Regions from separate parts of the Homo sapiens genome. Here all the other regions are linked to region 1. Evidence: chromatin loops called from intact Hi-C (ENCODE). Cell type or tissue: heart left ventricle. All regions are shown on one strand.

Region 1 (5,000 bases):
ATGGGTTGATTACAAAGATCAAATGAGGTAACATATACGAAGCGTTTCGTAGACTGTGTCTGACATTGTGATTCTACTGTGACTTCCTGAAGTTTAAAGACAGAATTCTAGTCCCCAGGGCTTGACACCGTAGTAGGAGCTTATGTACACAGAAGAATGAAGGGAATGAGTCTGTCCAGATTCTTTTCCATACAGTGTCTAGTAAGATGTGTAAGAGAAATGGTCACTCAACTAAGTCCCAAAGGGAAGAGGGTCTGCTTTTCTTCCTTTTAGAACCCAAAGCTGAAGTCATCTGTTTGTAAAATGCAGAATGAAATACAATCCTAATTAAGTTGTGTCACAAGACATGCTGCTCAGGAGCCCTCTGCCCCTTGGGAAGCCATCCAAAGGAAACACGAGCCCAAGGTGACTGGGAAGGCCAGATGGTGTCACTTAATACAAAGGAGAAGGAAACTAGGCACGAACTACTGATAGACAGTTACTCTACAGGGAACTGGGTTTTAATTTCAATGGAAATAGAGCCCTGAGAACTCACAGGGAAAGCAAAGGGCATGGAGCGGGAAAGCGGAGGGGCACGGGTGCGGGAAAGCGGGGGGCATGGATACGGGAAAACGAGGGGCATGGATACGGGAAAACGAGGGGCATGGATGCGGGAAAACGAGGAGCATGGATGCGGGAAAGCGAGGGGCATGGATTCAGGAAATCGCGTGGCATGGATGCAGGAAAGCAAGGAGCAGGGCTGGAAGGAAATTGAGATGGGGGCCATCATTCAGTGTGCTCTGGCTTAGTGCCTCCTGTGTGAAATGAGTTAAATGGCACCCATCTCTTAAAGTTATGCAACTATTTTCCATATCCCCCCATCCCTCAGACCTCTCTGCCTCTGTGACATTTGTCCCGAGGACAGGGAAAGTAGCTCCCTGTGTTCGTATGGCCTGGGCAGGGCCTTACAGCAGCTTGACCAACCTGCAGCTGCTCTCCCTCTCTCTCCAGATGCAGCCCTTCCCGTTGGTGCTGGCTTTAGTTCCTGCTTTCTCTCTCCACGGGCTAAGAAGCCGGCTCCCTCTCTGCCCCGCACATGCTACTGGCCTCTCTTTCATGGCGTTCCCTCCTTCCAGTTCTCTGAACACACCAAACTCCCTCCTTGGGGTTTTTGATGGCTTGCTTTCTCCTCAGCCCAGTAAGTTCTTCTCACCTGGAGGTGCAGTCAGCGCTTTTTCATTGTCCAGATCACTGCTCAAATGTCATCTCCCTGGAGAGGACTTCTTGGACCCACCAGCCTCAGCTCCCTCTTGCCAGCCACTTTCTATCACATTCCTGCATTCTGGCTTCCTCAAAGCTCTTATCTCTATGGGAAATTATCTTGCTTATTTGTGTGGTTGTGATTGTCAGCATCTCTTCATCAGAATGCATGTTTGCTCATTGCTGTATCCCCTGTGCCTAAGACCCTAGGATCACAGGCCACTATAAAATGATGGTCATTCATTTAGCCAAAGTGATAATTCCAAAATTTCTTTCTTTCTTTTCTTTTTTTTTTTTTTTTTTTTGAGACGGGATCTAGCCCTGCAGCCTCTGCCTCCCAGGCTCAAGCTATTCTCGTGTCTTGGCCTCCCGAGTAGCTGGGATTACAGGTGCATGCCACATGCCTGGCTAATTTCTGTATTTTTAGTAGAGACAGAGTTTCACCATGTTGGCCAGGCTGGTCTCGAATTCCTGGCCTCAGGTGATCCTCCCACCTCAGCCTCCCAAAATGCTGGGTTACAGGCCTGAGCCACAGGGCCTGGCCTAGCCCTATCTTTACCATTAGCTCCATTTTACAAGTTGTCATGGGGGGTAGTACACAGAAGGATCGCGCAGCTAAAAAGCAACAGGGTTGGGAGTGGAAACCAGGTTTGTGTCCTCCTCTCTCCTTCGGCTCCCTAGTCGCCTTGGGGAGTTCCCACCAATGGGGCCCAAACCTGATCATCAAAATCAACAGGAAACATCTTCAAGAGGGTCCAGGGCCCGCCCAATTCCCATGGAACCAGAATCTTTGAGAGTGCCGCCCAGAAATCCGTGTTTTTCAAAAGCTCTCCAGATCCCAGTACTCAGCGGGAACTTGGAAACCATTCACTTTACCGGGGTATGAAGCCACCCAGCAGCTGGAAAGCGTCCTAGGAATGCGCTGATGGTTCTGACTGCGGTCATTGGGAATATCATTCCGCTCTCCCCTGCCCGGCGGCTGGAGCGGCGTGTTCGCAGCGCCCTCTGCCGGACATTCGGCGAAACCGTAACTGCAGCAACCCCCTTGGCGGGGTGTGTAGGGGCGTCAAGCCGCGCTCATCAGCCCCCTTTGCAATACAGCTCCCTACTGCTAAGTGGAGGTGAGTAGTAAATAATACTCGCTGACTGAGAAAGTGCAAGGTCATCCGATTTTATTAATAGGCCGGGCGCGGTGGCTCACGCCCGTAATCCCAGCACTTTGGGAAGCCGACGCGAGAGGATCCCTGTAGCCCAAGAGTTTGAAACCAACAAGATAGTGAGATACCGTCTCGATCTTGCAGATAAACATTTTTAAAAAAAGAAGAAAAAAAAAAAAGGCCGGGCGCGGTGGCTCACGCCTGTAATCCCAGCACTTTAGGAGACCGAGGCGGGTGGATCACTTGAGGTCAGGAGTTTGAGACCAGCCTGGGCAACAGGGCAAAACCCAGTCTCTACTAAAAATACAAAAAATTAGCCGGGCCTGGTGTCAGGTGCCTGTAATCCCAGCTACTCGGGAGGCTGAGGCAGGAGAATCGCTTGAACCTGGGAGGCAGAGGTTGCAGCGAGCCGAGATCGTGCCATTGCACTCCAGCCTGGGCAACAGAATCAGACTGGCTCAAAAAAAAAAATTAAATTCTATTAAAGAACAAACAAATTTTTACTTCTAATTAGAACACTCCATTCTAGCAAAACACACATAGGTTAAAAAGATGGGTACATACATGGTTTATCCAGTAGCTTTGGCCACCGCTAGGTAGAGAGTTGCATCCTCAGGAGTTTCCCACACTTCATTTATTCGTTTACTCATTCTTTTTCCCCCCAACAACTATTTATTTCATGCTTAGTAAATACCATGCACTCTTATGGCAGAGAACCAAAACAAAAAATTCTCCCCTCCTGAAGTGTATCGCCTAGTGATGGAGACACGTAGTAAACAGATAAATATCTACTTACAATTGGAGGCCAGTGCTCTGAAGGAAAACAGCCAGGTTTTGAGAGCTCTATTTTAGGAAGATGGGCAAGGATAGCCTCCTTGGAGCTGACCTGAAGTGAAGATCTGAAATTGACATGGAATGAGCCAGGCAAAGCAGAGAGGGATTCCAAGTGGCTTCATGAGTTCTCAGATGAGGGACTGGGAGGAAGCCGGTGTGCGGTGCTCAGGAGTGGCGGGGTGTAAACTGTGGTGAGGTTAAGGAAGCAGGAGTTAACAATAAGCACCTGGGCCGGGCGCGGTGTCTCACGCCTGTAATCCCAGCACTTTGGGAGGCCAAGGCAGGTAGGTCACTTGAGTTTAGGAGCTGGAGACCAGCCTGGGCAACATGGCAAAACCCCGTCTCTACAAACAGTACAAAAATTAGCCGAGTATGGTGGTGTCACCTGTAGTCCCACCTACTTGGGAGGCTGAGGTGGGAGGATTGCTTGAGACTGGGAGGCAGAGGCTAGAGTGAGCCATGATTGGGCCACTGCACTCCAGCCTGAGTATCGCTCAGAGTGAGATCCTGTCATGGCGGGGAAAAAAAAGGAAGAAAAAGATTTAAACCCAGGCAATCCACATCAGCAGCCATTCTCATACCTATCCACTCCTCACTGCCTTCTAGGCATTGCTGAATTTGAGCTTTATTTTAAGTACAATGAGATATTTGTAAGCTTTTAAGTGGGACTCTGCATGATCTTTTATGTTTTAACAAGATGGTGCTAGATGATTACAGACTTTAGGGAGGAAGAGTAGAAGGGTGAGACAGCAGGCTGAGACAAGGAGGAGAGGTGCAGAGGTGGGAGACAGTGCAAGGATTTAAAACAAGTGACAGGACTGGTGACAGATCAGGTGAGGTGGTGTTGGAAAGGAAGGTGTCAAAGAAGGCACTTAGCTCAGGAAACTGGGTGGTACCATTGGCTGAGATGGAGCAGAGTGCAAGTTTAGGAGAGTCAGTAGAATTCAGATGTGCATACGTTGAGTTAAATGAGATGCCGGTGATACGGCTAAAACCAAAACCAAGGAGGCTGTTGGATAAATCACCGGCATTTCAAACTTAAGGTGTATAAAGGTGAATTCTTCATTTACCTTATTCTGAAATTCAGAGACGTCCAGGCTAGAAATGGAAATTTTTTTTTTTAAGCATTATGAGTGCTATTTAAGTCACTTACGGATGATGCTATCTAGGGAGAACACATAAACACAGAAGAGTTCCAAGAATCAAACCCTAAGGAACTCCAACATTTGGAGGGTGGATCCAGAAAGAGAAGGCAGGAGAGAGGAGAGAAAGCCAGTGCCTGAGGGGAGCCAGGAAGGACTCACAAGACAAACACAGCCTAGAACTGTGCTTACATTGTGCTTGGAAAAAGAAATAGACACCAGATCCCTGCTTCCTGTTTCCTTATGTGAACCCAAAGTATCCGAGACAGGTCTCAACCAATTTAGAAAGTTTATTTTGCCAAGGTTGAGGACACACGCCCGTGACACAGCCTCAGGAAGTCCTGACCACATGTGTCCAAGGTGGTCAGGGCACAGCTTGGTTTTATACATTTTAGGGAGACATGAGACATCAATCAATATGTGTAAGATGTACATTGGTTTGGTCCAGGAAGGCGAGACAACTCGAGGTGAGGGACGGGGCTTCCAGGTCACAGGTGGATAAGAGACAAACAGTTGCATTCTGTTGAGTTTCTGATTAGCCCTTCCTTGTGGAATTAGGTATTTCCTTGTGGGCAAATTATGAGCAAGGTGTGTAGCTTTTTTTTTTTTTTAATCTTTGTAGCTCTCT
Region 2 (5,000 bases), 100 kb before region 1:
TATACACTTTTCAAAACTCATTGAGCTGACACTTAAAATGAATACATTTTATTGTACATAAATTATAAGTCAGCATATTAGTTTTTTTAATTTTAAAGAGAGAACAGGTACGAGTTTCATCCAGAGGACTTTTTTTAAGCAGGCCAAACAAGTTCACAGATGTGGTGCAAGACTACCTTCAAGTGAACCTGAGAACACTGAATCTCAAGTAAGATTCAATGTCAAGGGTATACAGGCTTGCCATGTACCTTGGCTATCATTTGCTGAGCATTTACTGTGTACTTGCTACACAACGAATTTACATGCATTATCGTATTTAACGCTCACAAAAATCCTGTGAAATAATATATAATTATCCCTGTTTTATATATTAGGAAACTAAAGATCTAAGAAGCTAAGTAATTTGCTTAAGCTCACAAAGATGCTAAATGATGGAGCTGACTTTCAGGTGCAGGTCAGCCTAGCTCAGGAACTGTAATTCTTCATCGGTTTGTAGAACTGCCTCTCTCAACTTACTATATATGTAATCCAGTTCCAACACATGTACTTTATGTTTTATTTGGTCAATGCCTCAACTTTGACTCTTAATAGGAAAAGAAAGAGGAGACAAGGAAAGTGGCAGAAGAAACTACTGTAAGTTTAGGTTTCTAATTAGGAATGAACAAAAACCAAGAAAAAATTACACATGCTAAATTACTGAAAAATAACTACAAATGTTAATATAAAAAGAATATTTGGGTTTTTTAAAAAAGGACTACCTAGCAACAAGTGAGATGGAGGGGTACCCATGCACACACTGAGGGAACAGGTTAACAGAAGACAGACATTGGGGGAAGTCAAAAGTGCATAAGACATTAAAACCTCAATAATCTATCAACGTCCAAACATGGAATCTCATGTTTTTTTACCTATATCATAACTATAATTGGGCAATAGATTCATTTAAAACACGTAAACAGCCACAACTAATGCAAAATCAAGAATGTTCTAGAAAGACTTAATGTTAATTATGGTGACAAATGTTCAGAACTTTTAATTAGGACTTTATTAGCCTTGTCTTCAGACATCTGAAATAATCAAACATCCTTAGAAAAGATACTGCAATTCACCTGCTGTGCGGTTTCAATTCTTTCTTCTTCCATTCCTAAGGAAGTGAAGCCCTTCAAGAGAATGTCTTCTGTAGATTCAGGCACTACTGAAGTCAGTTCAATGGGCAGTGACTGGGATGTTAAACTGCACAAGTCTTCAATTGGAAGCTTGAAAAAAGAGAGTCACAAAGATATTTAAGTGACTTGAAAATTCTCTGAACTTAACTCAAGATTGGGTTTCCATCTCAGTTGTTTTGAAAGAGAAAGAAATATTTTCCATTAAATCACATTAAGTTAATAAATACTATATAGTACTAACATTTTAGGCTCTATATTAAATGCTCATCTCAAAATATAAACATGACACTGATGTCCCACCATTAGTAAGCTTTTTTTTTTTTTTTGGTGACAGGGTCTTGCTCTGTCATCCAGGCTGACATGCAAGGTGCCACCTCAGCTCACTGTAACCTCTGCCTCCAGAGTTCAAGCCATCCTCCCACCTCAATCTCCAAGTAGCTGAGATTACAGGCACGCAACACCACGCCCAGCTAATTTTTGTATTTTTGGTAGAGTTGGGGGTCTATACATGTTGCCCAGGCTGGTCTCAAACTCCTGGGTTCAAGTGATCCTCCTACCTTAGCCTTCCAAAGTGCTGAGATTACAGGCATGAGCCACCAAGTCTGGTCTGAGTTAGCTTTCTAATAAGGGTGGTAAATCTGTACTAATCCACACACATTTTCTCACTTGAGCCTCTTGTGAACTACCACCAGGCAAAGAGAAAACCTATGTGCTATTGAAAGTAGTTTGCCCTCCCCAGTATCTAACACAAAAGCCTGACCAACAGGATTAACAAATCACACCCAATGACCGGGTTCAGTGGCTCACGCCTGTAATCCCAGCACTTTGAGAGGCAGAGTTGGGTGGATCACTTGAGCCCAGGAATTTGAGACCAGCCTGGGCAACATAGTGACACCCCCGTCTCTACTGAAAATACAAAAAAAAAAATTAGCTGGGTGTGGTGGCACACATCTGTGGTCCAGCAACTTGGGAGGCTGAGATGGGAGGACCACCAGAGCCCAGGAGGTGGAGGTTGCAGTGAGTCAAGGTCGTGCCACCCACCCAGGGTGACAGAGTGAGGCCCTGTCTAAAAAAATAAATAAATAAATCACACCCAAGAATTGATTAGAAATAAACATTACCTCCTCCTACCATTTCCACCCACCCACTGGCACATCTCACCACACCTTCCTGCTGACAAATTTTGAAATTAAAACTGAATAGGAAGAATTTTAGAGTTTTCCATCAGTTTCAGAAGCGGCCCACAGACAAGGTCTCACTTTGACAATATTAGACCTACAGTACTTTCTAGTTCTCCACTATCAAAGAAAGACCAGGTGTTAATTTATTTATAGACATACAGACTGTTTTTAGACCAAAACAAAGGGAAAGTAGATGCTGGGGAAAGTAAAAGGGCCTAATTGTTTAGGTTCAAATTCCAGTTTTCAGCTCTCAGTTCTTAGTTTATGACATTTAAGGTCCATTGATATAAGACAAGATCCAAGGTCTCAGGAAGGTGCTACCCTGTCTACCTTCTAAATATAGAAGTTTCATCTGAAGATAGCATTTTCTCTTCAAAACTAAAATAAGCTAGATGCAAAATGCACCACTAATTTAGAAACACTGTCCTTTAAAAATAGAGTTTTTTGTGTATGGGTTCAAATAGGGCTATATTTATGGTACAGTAAAGTACATTACAATGCAGCCTAGTTAGAATCCTGCTCCTGTTCATTCATAAGCTGTGTGACATGGGGCAAATTACTTGATGTTTCTAATCCTCAATTATCTTCTCTTAGCTGATACGGATACACTGTCTGTATCATAACGTTACTATAAGGAGTAAAAAAGAAGGCCAGGCACGGTGGCTCACGCCTGTAATCCCAGCACTTTGGGAGGCTGAGGTGGGCGGATCACGAGGTCAGGAAATCGAGACCATCCTGGCTAACATGGTGAAACCCCGTCTCAACTAAAAACACACAAAAAAAAATTAGCCGGGCATGGTGGCAGGCGCCTGTAGTCCCAGCTAGTTGGGAGGCTGAGGCAGGAGAATGGCATGAACCCGGGAAGTGAAGCTTGCAGTGAGCCGAGATCGAGCCACTGCACTCCAGCCTGGGCGACAGAGCGAGACTCCATCTCAAAAAAAAAAAAAAAAAAAAAAAAGAGTAAAAAAGAAAACAAAGATGTGGGAAAACTGGCTTTTTAGAATGCTGGAAAGCTGCAGACAAAGTATTTAGGAAGGTCCTTGATCTGCCTTCTCCCCACAAATGAGCCTGGCTCAAGAGTCAGGAGGGTCCTAGGTGTAGGTAAACAGTTCTTATTAAGGGCATCACTTGTTCATGTAAACTCTTTCTGAATGGTAACACAATCCCTGAGTATAAAAGGACTGTGGCCCAGCAAGAATTAAGTTTCTCAAATCCAGTAAGAATTTATCCTGAGTCTAAAGTGTCATCAGCAACCGTATGCTGCCACTAGGGGTTCTGGAGGACAGAGGAAGCTGTGCTGAGATAAGCCGCATCTACACCTGCTCTGCAGAACCCTTCTAATGAGCAACATGAGCTGTCTCCTTGGGGAGCCACCCAAGACTCAAGATAACCCACCTGAAGCAATGCTGCATGTAAAGCACTTAGCACAGACCTGACATATTGTAAGCAATAAATTTGAGTACTGATATTATATTATTATTATTCCCATCTAATAGCAGCAACAGAGTAAGTTTATAAATCTAATCAACTTCTTGTAAAGCCGTCTTTACAAAATTATATTTTATTAGCAATAAAATTTAGTTCTATATGAACAGATCATCACAAATTCAATCACATAATTCTATCAGCACTGTTTAGATTATATCTAAGGGGGGCCGGGGTGATATGGCTCAGATTTGGAAAATATACCAGAAAACACACGAAAGCTAGGCTAGGATGAAGAAAGCTGAAAGAAATGTTGCTTGTACCCTCACAATAACAAAAAGCCAAATAATCCACAAGATTATAACTAGTCTTGAATCCACCAGTCTTGCAGAGTAACCAAGTAGATAAAAATCTGGGGAGCGACAGGCACCTCCAGGAAGAGACAGGCTGCAAGCACTGGCTCACCTGTGGCAAATCATGGGAAAAAAGAGATGGCAAACATTACAAGAGGAAACAGGCCGGGTGCAGTGGCTCACACCTGTAATCCCAGCACTTTGGGAGGCTGAGGTGGGAGGATCACGAGGTCAGGAGATCAAGACCATCCTGACTAACACGGTGAAACCCCATCTCTACTAAAAATACAAAAAATTAGCCAGGCGTGGTGGCGGGCGCCTGTAGTCCCAGCTACTCGGGAGGCTGAGGCAGGAGAATGGCATGAACCCAGGAGGCGGAGCTTGCAGTGAGCTATGATTGCACCACTGCACTCCAGCCTAGGCGACAGAGGGAGACTCCGTCTCAAAAAAAAGAGAGAAAACAACTCAGTCAAGAGACAAAGCAATCAACAGAGCCAGACTCAGATGAGCAAGAGACTAGAACTATCAGACAAGGAATCTAAAATAACTGTGATTAACATGTTAAAGGCTCTGGTGTAACACACAGATAAGAAGTATAAACAGATACACAATTTCAACAGAAAACTGAAAACTGTGTCAAATGGAAATGTGAGAAATAAAAATAATGGTAACAAAGATGAAGAATACCTGCAATGGGCTCATCAGTACACAGAACACAGTTAAGGAAAAAAAATCAGTGAACTTGAAGTTAGGTCAATAAAAATCACCCAAAATGAATCATACAGAGAAAACAGAGTGGGAAAATAAAAACTGAACATAGCATCCAAGAATTGTGTGATGGTATCAAATTATATGATGATATCAAATTACATGAA
Region 3 (5,000 bases), 120 kb before region 1:
CACTGAGCCCTCTTATCTATACCTTTTCTTTTCTAATCAAATTTTTATCATTAGTATTTGGCTAATAAGCAAAAGCAATCAATCAGGCACAATCTAAATCTTCATGCCATAAACTGACATCCAGTTAGACATCTGTTAGACATCTAGGTTGTATACATATTCCACATATATATTCTATAAACAAAACTAAGTTTCTCCCATTTCAAAAAAAAAATTCCTTTAAACTGGTTGGCTTTTTTTTTTTTTTTTTTGAGGCTGGGTCTCACTTTGTCAAAAAAAATTCCTTTCAACTGGCTGGCTCTTTTTTTTTTTTTTTTTTTTTTTTTTGAAACAGAGTCTCACTTTGTCACCCAGGCTGGAGTGCAGTGGTGCTATCTTGGCTCACTGCATCCTTGACTTCCTGGGTTCAAGCAGTCCTCCCACCTCAGCCTCCCAAGTAGCCGGACCACAGGTGCACACCACCGTGTCCAGCTAATTTTTGTAATTTTGGTACAGACAGGGTTTCGCCATGTTGCCCAGGCTGGTCTCAAACTCCTAAACTCAAGGGATCCGCCCTCCTTGACCTCCCAATGTACTAGGATTGCAGGTGTGAGCCACTGCACCCAGCCATCAATTGGCTGACTTTCAAGACAGAAACAAGCAAGGAAGTGAAGTCAGTAAGCAAAAGTAGATTATTATTTCTAGAAACTTCACAATGAGTAGAAAGAATATATATGCACCAGCTTCAATTAAATGTATCTCAGATATGTTATAAAATATAACATATATTGATCTTTGCCCCCTCCATGCTATCAGTTAATCCAAATAAATACATCATGGACTCCTGCTACGTAGAATGAATAAGGCACATACCCAACCTCATGAAATATCCTACCAATGCATTAATTCACCCCCTAATCTCACCTGGATTACTGCATAATCTTCCTTAGTAATGAGGCCTCCCTGTCTCAAATCTCTCTTCACCATAATCCATTTTTTATATTGCATCCTTAATCTTTTTTATTAATACATAATTGTACATATTTATGGGGTACATGTGATATTTTGATACATGGATACAATGTGTTATGATCAAATCAGAGTGTTTAGAGTATCCACCACCTCAAACATGTATTATTTCTTTGTGCTGGGAAAATTTCAAATCTTCCCTCTTAGCTATTTTGAAATATACAATAAATTGTTAACTACAGTCATCCTACTACACTACTGAACACTAGAACTTATTTCTACTATTAAACTGTACATTTATACCCATTAACCAACCTCTCCACCTCCCCTCCACCCAACCCACCCCAGCCTCTGGTATCTATCATTCTACTCTCTACCTCCACAAGACCAACTTTTTTAGTTCCCACATACGAGTGAAAACATACAATATTTGTCTTTCTGTATCTGGCTTATTTTACTAACTTAATGACCTCTAGTTCCATTCACGTTGCTGCAAATGACAGGATTTCATTTTTTGTTACAGCTGAATAGTATCTTATTGTTTATATATACCACATTTTCTTTATCCATTCATCCACTGATTGACACTTAGGTTGATTCCATATCTTTACTATTGCGAATAGTGCTGCAATCAACACAGGTATCCCTTTGATATACTGATTTCCTTGCCTTTGGATAAATACCCAGTAGAGGTATTGCTGGATGGTATGACAGCTCTATTTTTAGTTTTTTGAGAAATCTCCATACTGTTTTCCATAACAGCTGTACTAATTTACATTCCCATCAACAGTGTATAAGAATTTCCTTTTGTCTGCATCCTCACCAGCATTTGTTTTATGTCTTCTTGATAACAGCCATTCTAACTGGGGTGAGATGACATCTCACTGTGGTTTTGATTTACATTTCCCTGCTGATTAGTGATGTTGAACATTTTTTCATATACCTGCTGGCCATCTGTATAGTCTCCTTTTGAGAAATGTCTACTCAGTCTCTTTGCCTACTTTTTAATGGGATTATTTGGGGCCTTCTTCTGTTAAGTTCCTTGTATATTCTGAATATTAGTCCCTTGTCAGATGAATAGTTGTAAATGTTTTCTATCATTCTACAGGTTGTCTCTTCACTCTGGTAATTGTTTTCCTTTGTTGGGCAGAAGATTTTAAGATTATTATAGTCCCATTTGTCTATTTTTGTTTTTGTTGCCTATGCTTTTGAAGTTTTAGCCATAAAATCTTGGCCTAGACCAATGTCCTAAAACATTTCCCCTATGTTTTCTTCTAGTAGTTTTATAGTTTCAGATCTTCAGTCTGTAATCCATTTTGTTTTGATTTTTGTATACAGTGAGAGACAGAGGTCTAGTTTCATTTTTCTGCATATGAATATCTAGTTTTCCCAGCAATCATCCTTTCCCCACAAAATGTTCTTGGTGCTTTTATCAAAAATCAGTTGGCTGAAAATGCATGCATTTATTTCTGAGCTCTCTATTCTGTTCCATTGGTTTACATGTCTGTTTGGCAAATCTGACCAAATAACTCCTCTGTTTAAGATACCACTTCATTGGTTCTCTACTTTTCCTAAATTAGCACGACATGTAACATCCCTCGTGAGAGAGTCTTTGTAGTATAAAGATCTCTCCCAAAATGTATGTCTTTTATGTCTCCTACAAACTTCCCTATATGTGCTGTTCTCTCTTTATCAAAACACCTTATTGGTCCCTTCAAGACCACCAGCCAAGCTTTTAAAACCCGTCTATCACCTTCATCTAGAAACCATCCCTGAGCATCACAGGAAAAGCTAGATGCTTCCTGCTCTGTGGACTTAAAGAACCTAGACACAACACTAAGATACACTGCTATAATGTGGAAGGACAATGTCAACCTTTCATTCAAGTTCACTTCCTCGGTATAAACAAAGAGCCTAACATACAACAGTACTTCAAAAGGGCAGATGAACAAATTTCATAGCAATGTCCTAGTTATGTCAATAGACTTACTCTGACTTTGGGGGCAGCAGCTCGAAATTTCACATAAAATAATGTGAAGGCATTGTCTGCATTAGGTACAGATGAAGGATCCTAAAGAAACATGGGGGAGGATAAGGAAGGAAGATAATTAGCAAACAAATAATTCAGAAAACCCAACAGCAACCATTTCCTATGGCTACTGCTTGGCCTGCATACCAATCAAAGCTTAGGGAGAGTCTCCCTCTCCCTCTCCCTCTCCCTCTCCCGTCTCCCGTCTCCCGTCTCCCGTCTCCCGTCTCCCGTCTCCCGTCTCCCGATGGTCTCCCTCTCATGCCGAGCCGAAGCTGGACTGTACTGCTGCCATCTCGGCTCACTGCAACCTCCCTGCCTGATTCTCCTGCCTCAGTCTGCCGAATGCCTGCGATTGCAGGCACGCACCGCCACGCCTGATTGGTTTTGGTGGAGACGGGGTTTCGCTGTGTTGGCCGGGCCGGTCTCCAGCCCCTAACCGCGAGTGATCCGCCAACCTCGGCCTCCCGAGGTGCCGGGATTGCAGACGGAGTCTCGTTCACTCAGTGCTCAATGGTGCCCAGGCTGGAGTGCAGTGGCGTGATCTCGGCTCACTACAACCTACACCTCCCAGCCGCCTGCCTTGGCCTCCCAAAGTGCCGAGATTGCAGCCTCTGCCCGGCCGCCACCCCGTCTGGGAAGTGAGGAGTGTCTCTGCCTGGCCGCCCATCATCTGGGATGTGAGGAGCCCCTCTGCCTGGCTGCCCAGTCTGGAAAGTGAGGAGCGTCTCCGCCCGGCCGCCATCCCATCTAGGAAGTGAGGAGCGCCTCTTCCCAGCCGCCATCACATCTAGGAAGTGAGGAGCGTCTCTGCCCGGCCGCCCATCGTCTGAGATGTGGGGAGCGCCTCTGCCCCGCCGCCCCATCTGGGATGTGAGGAGCGCCTCTGCCCGGCCGAGACCCCGTCTGGGAGGTGAGGAGCGTCTCTGCCCGGCCGCCCCGTCTGAGAAGTGAGGAGACCCTCTGCCTGGCAACCACCCCGTCTGAGAAGTGAGGAGCCCCTCCGCCCGGCAGCTGCCCCGTCTGAGAAGTGAGGAGCCTCTCCGCCCAGCAGCCACCCCATCTGGGAAGTGAGGAGCGTCTCCGCCCGGCAGCCACCCCGTCCGGGAGGGAGGTGGGGGGGGTCAGCCCCCCCGCCCGGCCAGCCGCCCCGTCCGGGAGGTGAGGGGCGCCTCTGCCCGGCCGCCCCTACTGGGAAGTGAGGAGCCCCTCTGCCCAGCCAGCTGCCCTGTCCGGGAGGGAGGTGGGGGGTTCAGCCCCCCGCCCGGCCAGCCGCCCCATCCGGGAGGGAGGTGGGGGGGGTCAGCCCCCCTGCCCGGCCAGCCGCCCCGTCCGGGAGGTGAGGGGCGCCTCTGCCCGGCCGCCCCTACTGGGAAGTGAGGAGCCCCTCTGCCCGGCCACCGCCCCGTCTGGGAGGTGTGCCCAGTAGCTCATTGAGAACGGGCCAGGATGACAATGGCAGCTTTGTGGAATAGAAAGGCGGGAAAGGTGGGGAAAAGATTGAGAGATCGGATGGTTGCCGTGTCTGTGTGGAAGGAAGTAGACATGGGAGACTTTTCATTTTGTTCTGCACTAAGAAAAATTCCTCTGCCTTGGGATCCTGTTGATCTGTGACCTTACCCCCAACCCTGTGCTCTCTGAAACATGTGCTGTGTCCACTCAGGGTTAAATGGATTAAGGGCGGTGCAAGATGTGCTTTGTTAAACAGATGCTTGAAGGCAGCATGCTCGTTAAGAGTCATCACCAATCCCTAATCTCAAGTAACCAGGGACACAAACACTGCGGAAGGCCGCAGGGTCCTCTGCCTAGGAAAACCAGAGACCTTTGTTCACTTGTTTATCTGCTGACCTTCCCTCCACTATTGTCCCATGACCCTGCCAAATCCCCCTCTGTGAGAAACACCCAAGAATTATCAATAAAAAAATAAATAAATAAATAAATAAATAAATAAATAAATAAGCAAGCTTAGGGAGAAAAATCTCAGGAAGATTAAATATTATTATGGCTACACATGAGAAATAAT

What was found. Hi-C counts contacts between places; a loop is a spot of excess contacts. Peaks named below come from ENCODE experiments on the same cell type or tissue, not always from the same donor. Only the 100,000 strongest peaks of a DNase experiment are listed, where the experiment ranks them.
Region 2: a loop joins it to region 1, with 2.8 times the contacts of the local background. A loop is called at or near these places in 42 of 110 quality-filtered maps.
Region 3: a loop joins it to region 1, with 7 times the contacts of the local background. A loop is called at or near these places in 32 of 110 quality-filtered maps.

What each region holds. Positions count from the first base shown.
Region 1 is chr13:45,368,375-45,373,374 of GRCh38, reverse strand. TPT1-AS1 (TPT1 antisense RNA 1) reads right to left here. Exons shown (of 11, transcript NR_024458.1): 4 at 3,193-3,295. Among named protein-coding and RNA genes, the nearest start is that of TPT1-AS1, 30 kb to the right of the region's middle. RefSeq lists enhancers at 1,845-2,345, 2,346-2,846. In heart left ventricle, a CTCF peak has its summit at 2,251 (motif pointing left); a DNase peak (open chromatin) is centred at 2,234; H3K4me3 peaks cover 383 bases; H3K27ac peaks cover 453 bases.
Region 2 is chr13:45,472,457-45,477,456 of GRCh38, reverse strand. COG3 (component of oligomeric golgi complex 3) reads right to left here. Exons shown (of 23, transcript NM_031431.4): 2 at 1,110-1,256. Among named protein-coding and RNA genes, the nearest start is that of COG3, 10 kb to the right of the region's middle. In heart left ventricle, no CTCF peak of the experiment used is centred here; no DNase peak of the experiment used is centred here.
Region 3 is chr13:45,484,514-45,489,513 of GRCh38, reverse strand. COG3 (component of oligomeric golgi complex 3) reads right to left here. Exons shown (of 23, transcript NM_031431.4): 8 at 2,939-3,019. Among named protein-coding and RNA genes, the nearest start is that of COG3, 22 kb to the right of the region's middle. RefSeq lists an enhancer at 4,471-4,973. In heart left ventricle, no CTCF peak of the experiment used is centred here; no DNase peak of the experiment used is centred here.